Linked DNA regions of Homo sapiens: regions 2 and 3 are each linked to region 1. Evidence: chromatin contacts called from ENCODE Hi-C or POLR2A ChIA-PET data. All regions are on one chromosome and are shown on one strand. Each heading gives the region's core, a stretch centred on a gene start or an enhancer-like site at or near the end of the contact. The rest is flanking DNA. Distances are from core to core; before and after follow the strand shown. Region 1 holds the start of TENT5B (terminal nucleotidyltransferase 5B). Region 2 holds the start of PIGV (phosphatidylinositol glycan anchor biosynthesis class V). Region 3 holds the start of SFN (stratifin).

Region 1 (2,991 bases), core at 358-2,857:
GTCAACTCCAGTCCAGGCAACAGAGTGAGACCCTCTCTCAAAAAATAAATAAATAGATAAAAATAAAAAATAAAAGTAACGACAATCATAAGCCTCATCCCCTAGGTCCTGTAAAGTGTGAGAGCAAAACATGTAAACATATTTTTTTTAAATTATGTTTTGTCTAGACCTGCAGAAAAACATGTAAACACATTATTCGTTCTCTAGCTCCAGAAAGGAGCTGGGTCTGCATAGGTACAGTGGAAAAAACATGCACCACAGATTCTATAGCCCTGGTTGAGGACCAGGGCCTTACTAGTTTGCTGTGTGACAGTCGGGTAATCACAAAGCCTCTCTGAGCAGATCTCTCCTTCCCTAAATTGGCTATGCTGTACATCAACGCTCATCATGCTGTGGTTTGCGAGGCCAATCAACAGTGTCTTAGAAAGCCTTTACTTTAGGGCCGGGCACAGTGGCTCACGCCTGTAATCCCAGCACTTTGGGGGTCGAGGTGGGTGGATCACAAGGTCAGGAGTTCAAGACCAGCCTGGCCAATATGGTGAAACCCCCGTGTCTACTAAAAACACAAAAAAATTAGCCGGGCTTGGTGGCGCATGCCTGTAATCCCAGCTAATCGGGAGGCTGAGGCAGGAGAATTGCTTGAACCCGGGAGGCGGAGCTTGCGGTAAGCCAAGATCGCGCCACTACACTCCAGCCTGGGTGACAAAGCGAGACTCTGTCTCGAGAAAAAAAAAAAAAAAAAAAAAAAAAAAGGCCTTTACCTTGGTATGCAGAGTTTATTATTATTATTAATTTTTTTTTTTTTGAGGCGGAGTCTCGCTCTGTCGCCCAGGCTGGGGTGCAGTGGCGCAATCTCGGCTCACTGCAAGCTCCGCCTCCCGGGTTCACGCCATTCTCCTGCCTCAGCCTCCCGAGTAGCTGGGACTACAGGCGCCCGCCACACACCCGGCTAATTTTTTGTATTTTTAGTAAAGACGGGGTTTCACCGTGTTAGCCAGGATGGTCTCGATCTCCTGACCTTGTCATCCGCCCACCTCGGCCTCCCAAAGTGCTGGGATTACAGGCGTGAGCCACCGCGCCGGGCCCAGAGTTGTTTATTATACCTTTCCTAGGCTCTGGAAAACTGCCAGAGCATGAGCAGTGCTGTGCAGAGTTGATCACGTGGCTCAATCTCTTTGGGCTTCTGAAAATAGCAGGACAAGGCTAGGTGACTTCTCAATTTCTTCCAGCGCTAAAAAAAAAAAACAGAAACCTGGAATTTCTCAGTGGTCTGACTCTGCTACAAACTCCGCAGGTCACTTCCCTCCCTCCTGACCCTGGCGGGGCGGGGTGGGCGCTGTCCCTTTAAGTCCAGGCCCGGGCCAATCACAGTGAACAGAAGTTCTTTAAGGACCAAAGGAGGGAATTCAGCCTGAGAAGGAGGGCGGGGCAGGGGCGTGCCCTCTAGCCAATCGGAATCTCCCTAGAGAACAGTGACTCACGTGCAAAGCTCTACAGACCAGTGTCCGGAGCGTTCAGAGGCGGGGCGGCTCTCGCTGTTGGCAGCGGCCCGGACCAATGGGCACGTCGCCCGCGGCCTATAAGAGTCCGCTGGGCCGCGGGCTGCAGGCGCTAGGGTCGGTTAGTCGTCGCCGTCTGAGGTGTTCCCTGGCTTTGTCTCGCCGTCGTTGCCGCCCCGTCCCTGCCTTCGTGCCCCCCGCCTTGGCCCCTGCCCAGCCGCTCTCCCTGTCCTCCTCCCCTTAACCACCCCCACGGTTTCTGCCGTCGGGGCCCGGGGGCCGGGCGGATGATGCCGTCGGAGAGCGGAGCTGAGCGCAGGGACCGGGCGGCTGCTCAGGTGGGGACGGCTGCGGCCACGGCGGTGGCCACGGCAGCCCCGGCAGGCGGCGGCCCCGACCCGGAGGCCTTATCGGCCTTCCCCGGACGGCACCTGAGTGGGCTGAGCTGGCCACAGGTGAAGCGACTGGACGCTCTTCTGAGCGAGCCGATTCCCATTCACGGGCGCGGCAACTTCCCCACGCTGAGCGTGCAGCCCCGGCAGATCGTGCAGGTGAGAGGACGCCAGGCGGGGGATGTGGGGGAATCCCTTCTGAGGCTCTCGTGGCTGGAAGGCATTTGTAGTCTGTTTGACTTTCTAGACAGCTAGGGAAACTGAGGAACGGGGACATGGCTGTAACAATTGCACAGCATTATGAATGGTAGACCAGACCTCCCCCTGCATCTACTAATCCTTCCCCACCTGGCTTTTCCATCTCGACTCTTGGAGAACCCTGATTCCCCACGGATCACTCACCCAGGGCCTGGCTGGGAGAGGGGAGGAGGATGTCAAGGGCATTGGGGGAAGAATTTGTCTCTGCCTGCAAGGACAAAAGACGCCAGGTGGCCCTGGGTGGGTAAGTGTGCATGCTTGAGTCCAAAATAGCTTTTCCTTCCCTATCTGGGCATCCCTGGACCTCACCCTCCTTTCCTCTCTCGAGGTTCTAGGAGCAGCCTCTGCCATTGTGCTCCTACAGCCTTTTGCTGGAGAAACCCCCCCTTCCCCCTCCACCCCGTGGAAAAGCCAAGAAAACTTGTCAGGGACTCCCTCTCTCTCAGCTGGGGTTGTGGCCCAATATTTATTAAGCCGAAGGTCAGACCTGATACCCCACCCCCAAGGGCAACATTAAGTGACCAATTTAGGTGTTTCTTCTCCTTCCCAAGATTGGAAATGAAGGCCAACCCAGGCCTCAGGCCCCACGTCCTCTCTCTCCTGAGGAAAGGGAGAAGAGAATTCTGACAGCCCCTCCCTCCTCCAACTCTTCCCTTTATCTGAACCTCAACGACCCCAAGACTGCTTTTTCATCTGTACAGCCCAGACGCTGTCATGTTCTGAAATACCACAGTGTGGTCATTATTGTACCCATTTTATAGCTGGGGCAGTTTGCCACCCAAGATTACTTAATGAGGTGAAAATCAAACCTAGGGAATTTTGGGTCTTCCCAGGAGCAGATT
Region 2 (2,991 bases), core at 154-2,653, 220 kb after region 1:
GGCACAAGGGGGCGCCTGCTGCTTACTCCATCGCCAGGAGGCCTGGAGGAAGGGAGGGGCCCCCAATTCCACACCGGTTGGCTCACGAAAATTCGGTTCAAAGGCAAGCTTCTGAAAGCCCCAGACAGTAACGATAGTTTGTGAATCTAAACGTTTCCAACGTATGACTCGCTGAATCGAGAGAAATCACGGAAATGGGCATACTCAACCTCACGCGGCTACTCCTTCCCTATCCTAGGGCGAATTCACTCTTTTTTCCTCTTCCTTGGCTTCCCACGCGCATGCAGAAGAGAAGCTGGGATCAGAAAAGCACCTAACCCACCTCTGCCACTTGACCATGCTTGCATTCTTCCTTTCCTCTCTCGAGTCAAGCTCTAGCCTCAGCGACTACAGATGTGTGTAGCCCACACTTTGCTTACAGGTAAACCAAGTAAAAACAAAGCTAGTCAATTCTCCCTCTCAGCTAATTGCCCACCTCACTTCCCAACAACCCCTTTGCCAAATCACAGACTCTTAACTGGCAGGACACTTACAGATCAACTAGTTTCACTCTTCAAAAATTTTCCCGTGAGATAAATAGGCTCCAGAGATCTCATCAGACACTGTGAGGCTAGTATAATTACCATCGCCATTTTATGGATATGGAAACTGAGGCTCACTGGGGTCAAGTGACGTACCCAGGGCTACTTAAAGAGGCTGTCATGTTTTCTGCTTCTTAAACCTCACGGTACCAGCCCGCATCCCTCGCCAAAGGGTACGCGCCCTTTCCGAGCCAGGATTATGACCCAGGTCACCCAAACGCCTAGCCCAGTACTTCCATGCCGCAGCCTGCCCTTGCTAGGTATGCTTAGGGTAGTTGGGCCCTATCTGAGAATCTGGGACATCCTGTTGAACGGCAGCTCTGGACCCTCTGGGTAAGACTAACACCCCCTGCGCAGGCTGGAGAAGTCGCTCTGACCCAGGGTCCTCAGAGCCAAAGGCCTCGTGGGGGCTGCCTTCTGTCAGCCCAGCCGTGTCCGCAACCCGTTTCTGGCCGGCTCCTTTTGGACACAGTCCCTTCTGGGTACTAATCATCCACGCTCACCCCAGAGGGGCCACGGCCCAAGGACCACTCCCGAGGGAGCCTGCAGAGCCCCACCAGGCCACAGGGCCGGAAGCAGACGAGGGCGGGAGGCTGGAAAGGAAGAGGCGGCGCCCGAGGCTGCTATGGCGGAGGGGCGGGGCTCCCCGCTTCTCCGGGCGTCTGTCTCATTTCTACCGGCTTCCATTTGACAGCTTCCCTCCCGCCAGAACTCCAGGGCTCCCAAGCTGGCGCGGGGTCCTCAGCCCCTGCCCGTCCCGACCTCCCCGGCGGGGACCGAACCTCAGCTCCTCCATCCGGGGCCCACGCGGCCCGCGCCTGCGCGCTGGCTCCGCCGACGGCGTCCCCGCCCCGCTCCTGCCCGGACTTGGAGCAGCCCCGCCTCCCTGCGCGGCGGCCATGTTGACTCCGGGCGAGCGGGATGGGGGTCGCCGCTCGGCGCCTCGCCTCGTAGCACCTTCCCACCTTGGTGACACCTGAAGAGTTCTCTCGCACTTCGCTCTCCTTCAAGGCCCCCCGCCACCCCGCCTTCAAATAGTGAGCGGAGGCTGCTGTCTCAGAGTCAGTGCTCTTGCCCCAGCTCCCGCTGACGTTCACTGAGTTCCCGGTGTGGGCCGAGGCTCTTGTAGTCGGAGGCTGACCCGCAGCCTCTTCACAGAAACCAGAGCCGCGCTCTTCCTGCTGTCAGGCAACAACAGCTCAGCACAGGGCCTGACACACAATAGATGTCCTCTGAATAGCCAAAGAAAAACATTCTTGGGGTTTCTGTGGCCGGCAGCGGCACCCTGCGTCCTGGGTGTGAAGAAAGTGGGGGATCCCCCTGATTTTCCCCTCCTCTATCTACCAGAGACCTTCTGTCCTACTTTAGTCCTCAGCCCCACCTCAGGTGGCTAATGAGGATGGTGAAGAAAACCTCAGAGAACACCCTCCAGGGCTCCTTTCACCTCCCTCACCCAAGCAGTTTCTCTCATAGGAAGTGGGGCCAAAAAAAGAAGAAAAAAAAAGAGGCGAACTCAACAAAACCGTCTATTGGGGGGAGCGGCCAGTTTGTACCCTTGTAACGGAAACTGTTAGAACAACTTTGCACCCTCCTTAAAGGAAACAGATGATAAATCCTTCTCCGTTGGTGGATTTCTTGTTTCTCAGGATTCCAAAGCCTTATGTGGTTTCAGTTATCTGCCCTCCAAACGAAGCCAGGGGCCGGGTTAGCCTCTGGCCACAGCCTGGCTCAGGGAGGGGTTTATCTTCTGCAACGGCTACTCATGTGGGTGGGAACAAAGAGATGGTTGCTACCTCTCCAGGCGAAGACCAGCCCACATCAGTCTGTGGGGGCCTGGGACTGTATCTCTTGACTCTGTAACTCATTTCAGGCCCTGAGACCTAAATTGCCTTCAGATATCTGTTGTGTGCAAGGTGGAGAAAAGGCAAATCATATTTAGTCGTTGTGTGTTGGAGAAGGGGGAAAAAATGGAGTTTCATGGCCCTTCCCCCAGGTTTTTCAGTGCCACGCACTTGTTCTCAGCTCCAGAGGCCTGTGAGTAACGTGGCAAAGCCTGGGGACACACTTGTGACTGGGGCCTAAGGCTGTGACTTGAATCTCTAGAAGTCCACCATGAGGCTCCAAGCAGCACTCTCTCTGCAAAGACAAAACTGAGAAATGAACTGTCCTTGCTCTGTAAATTCACAAGGGGAAAAAAGACATGCATTCTCAGGGTTCCCTCTGTCCACATCAAATTCTCTCAAAAATCTATTTGTAAAAAGGCCAGGGGTCTCTCAAGACAAGTCAGAATGTTTTTTAAAAGCTCAGCTGTCACCCTGTAGAGGTAGAACTTTATCCAGATTTTCAGCTGTACTTTCCTGCAATTTCTCTTTTCCTTCTCTGCTACCCAACCCCCTCCTCTTCCGCTCTG
Region 3 (2,991 bases), core at 274-2,773, 150 kb after region 1:
TCACCCGACCCTCCCGGTCCCGTCCAGTTTGACTGGGGCCGCCGTGATGGAGAGAGCCGGACCCCGGCCTCACCTGGACTCAAAGTCTTGCGTGCGGGCCACTGAGCCACCTAGGGAGTTCAGGGCCCTAACTCAGAGGTCCAAAGTCAGGGTCTCTAAGTCAGATTCCAGTCCCACTCCCAGCCCATCGCCAAGAACTGGAAGAGAGACAGGAGGAGTGTCACAGGGGAACTTTATTGAGAGGAAACATGGTCACACCCAGCAGACATGCTTTCCCTCAATCTCGGTCTTGCACTGGCGCGCGCGCACACACACACACACACACACACACACACACACACCCATCTCCAGCCCCTGCCACTGTCCAGTTCTCAGCCACAAGGCGGGACACTCCTCAATTCCTACGATCAGAGGCAGCAGGGGCAGGAGGGAGGCAAGAGGAGGGGAGAAGTAGCCTGGTCCTGGGGTCGGGAGGAAGCGGGTGCGGAGAGCAGGGGTGGGGGCATGACCAGTGGTTAGGTGCGCTCAACAGCTGCAAGAAGAGTGGGATCCCCAGCCCCAGGTGGCCTCAGCTCTGCCAGTCCCTCTCCACGGAGCCCTTTGGAGCAAGAACAGCGCCTAGGGGAGAAGGGTGGGGCCTCCCACCCCATACTAGTCCTCTCGGCAGGGTGGGGGACTGGAGGGGGCAGGGCGGGGCGGTGGCGGGCAACACTCAGCTCTGGGGCTCCTGGGGAGCCTCGCCCCCCTCTTCCCCGGCGTTGTCGGCCGTCCACAGTGTCAGGTTGTCTCGCAGCAGCTGCATGATGAGGGTGCTGTCTTTGTAGGAGTCCTCGCTGAGGGTGTGCAGATCAGCCATGGCCTCGTCGAAAGTGGTCTTGGCCAGAGAGATGGCCTCCTCGGGGCTGTTGGCGATCTCGTAGTGGAAGACGGAAAAGTTCAGGGCCAGGCCCAGGCGGATGGGGTTGGTGGGCGGCATCTCCTTCTTGCTGATGTCCATGGCCTCCTGGTAGGCTGACCGGGCTGAGTCAATGATGCGCTTCTTGTCGTCACCGGTGGCCACCTCGGCCAGGTAGCGGTAGTAGTCACCCTTCATCTTCAGGTAGAAGACCCGGCTCTCGGCGTCCCCGGCCTCCTTGATGAGGTGGCTGTCCAGCAGGCCCAGCACGGTGTCGCACACGCCCTGGAGCTCAGTCTCCACCTTCTCCCGGTACTCACGCACCTCGGGCCCCTTCTCCTCCGAGCCCTCCTCGTTGCTTTTCTGCTCAATACTGGACAGCACCCTCCAGGCAGCCCTCTGGCCGCCCACCACGTTCTTATAGGCTACTGAGAGCAGGTTTCGCTCTTCGCAGGAGAGCTCCTCGCCCTTCTCCACGGCGCCTTTCATGAAGGCTGCCATGTCCTCATAGCGTTCGGCCTGCTCTGCCAGCTTGGCCTTCTGGATCAGACTGGCTCTCTCCATGGCTCTGGGGACACACAGGCGGGCGGCGGGCTAACTGCTGCCTGGGACCAATGCCGGACTCTGTGTCTCTCCTGCTCTTGGCCTGCCTTTTGGCTGGGTGGCCAGGCCCAGAGAAGGGTGGGGAGGAGCAGGGGGCGGGACCAGGGCCCAAGACCTGCCTCCCTCTCCTCTCTTCCCCACACCCTTTCCGGCTCTGCAGTAAAGGTAAAAAGGCTGGGATGTGGGGGTGAATCATCAGAACAGTCAGCAGGAGAAATCTGGGCGTGGGCCCCACCTGCACTGGCACCTTTCCAGGCTCCAGGCTGCCCCCTCTTGTTCGGGGCTGGCATCACATGGCTGCCCACATCAGGAAACGGCTTCTCAAATCAGATCCACTTTCACAGTGCCCTTCCAGGGGCTAAGGACGGCTTTAGCCCCTGGCTGCTTCAGCCTCGACAGAGCCCATAAAGGTTCAGGAGGATGGGGTTCCTAATCCTGCCAGGTAACTTCCCCCCTTGGTTCAGGTGAGGATAACTCATGTTTAGGTAGGGCCATGGAGTTTCCCAAGCACTTTCATATTCACGATCGAATTTAATCCCCACCATGTCTCTGTGACACACACAGGACCATAGAGATGGGAACACTAAGTCTCAGAGAGGGGTGAGATTTGCTCAAAGTCACATAGCCACCAATTCCCTGAAACTCCTTTCTGCACCCTCTTCCTTTAGCTTTTCTCCCATTGAGGCCTCTGACCTATGAGCTCCAGACTGTGTTTGGAAGTGAGATCCAGGCTCCTTCTCAGTCTACCTGAAGATGGTTCCATCCTCCAGGCCTCATTCCCCCTCAGGGTCCCCTCTGAGCTCCCAGAATGCGCAGGTGGCAGCTTTCAGAGTGCCGCTTAATGAAGTGTTTAACAAGCAGCCTCTGAAGCTCCAGCCCAGCCTTTGTAATTAGTCACCCAGTAGGTTTGTTGGACACATTTCCCATCACTACACAATTTTCCCTTTCAAGTTGGTGGCCTGTTGCCACTTGTTTGAGGATTTACCCTCTGGCCCTCCACGCCAGGTCACCTGCCCTCTCCAAGCCACATGCCATCAGGTACCAGCGGGGCTCACAGAGGGTGGGGTCCAGCTCCCCGGCTGTCCCACTTTCCTGCCTGACTCAGACTGCTCTCTGTCTGAGGCTGGGAAGCAGTCCAGTTTGATCCCCCAGGGGGGACGCTAGCAACCTGGGGAGAGAGAGGACTGAGAAAGGGAGGTGGCAGTGACACATACCATTCTGTTTTATGGGGCAGCAATTCCAGCTACGTGATGCCTCCCCCAGCCTGTTTCTCAGAAGTTTACTTGTTCTTTCCTTTTTTTTTTTTTTAAATAGAGAGCAGATCTCACTACATTGCCCAGGCAGGTCTCAAACTCCTGGGCTCAAGCGATCCTCCTGCCTCAGCCTCCCAAAGTGCTGGGATTATGGGCATGAGCCACTGTGCCTGGCCTGTTCCTTCCTTTTGACCATTGCCCCATCTCTGACCCCTGGCAGAGTCCTCAGAGATGGAGACC

The links. A loop is a pair of places that touch in the nucleus more often than their neighbours do. ChIA-PET counts read pairs that join two places held with the same protein, here RNA polymerase II (POLR2A). Pooled maps may share reads with other maps.
Region 2: a loop to region 1 is called in a pooled map, with 2.7 times the contacts of the local background. The contact joins the promoter of PIGV here to the promoter of TENT5B in region 1. A Hi-C loop is called at or near these places in 1 of 50 pooled maps. POLR2A ChIA-PET finds 5 or more read pairs at or near these places in 2 of 52 experiments (A549 and T-cell).
Region 3: a loop to region 1 is called in a pooled map, with 2.3 times the contacts of the local background. The contact joins the promoter of SFN here to the promoter of TENT5B in region 1. A Hi-C loop is called at or near these places in 1 of 168 maps with a recorded cell type or tissue (PC-9) and 3 of 50 pooled maps. POLR2A ChIA-PET finds 5 or more read pairs at or near these places in 4 of 52 experiments (H1, HEK293, MCF 10A and 1 more).

What each region holds. Positions count from the first base shown.
Region 1 is chr1:27,011,466-27,014,456 of GRCh38, reverse strand. It overlaps TENT5B (terminal nucleotidyltransferase 5B), which reads left to right and starts at 1,607. Exons shown (of 2, transcript NM_052943.4): 1 at 1,607-2,050. The coding sequence starts at 1,787. RefSeq lists enhancers at 1,053-1,707, 1,708-2,361.
Region 2 is chr1:26,786,362-26,789,352 of GRCh38, reverse strand. PIGV (phosphatidylinositol glycan anchor biosynthesis class V) reads right to left here and starts at 1,403. Exons shown (of 4, transcript NM_017837.4): 1 at 1,085-1,403. RefSeq lists enhancers at 764-963, 651-1,477, 1,524-1,963, 2,484-2,633 and a silencer at 1,264-1,473.
Region 3 is chr1:26,861,681-26,864,671 of GRCh38, reverse strand. It overlaps SFN (stratifin), which reads right to left and starts at 1,523. Exons shown (of 1, transcript NM_006142.5): 1 at 216-1,523. The coding sequence starts at 1,459. The coding sequence ends at 713. RefSeq lists an enhancer at 959-1,838 and a silencer at 1,708-1,857.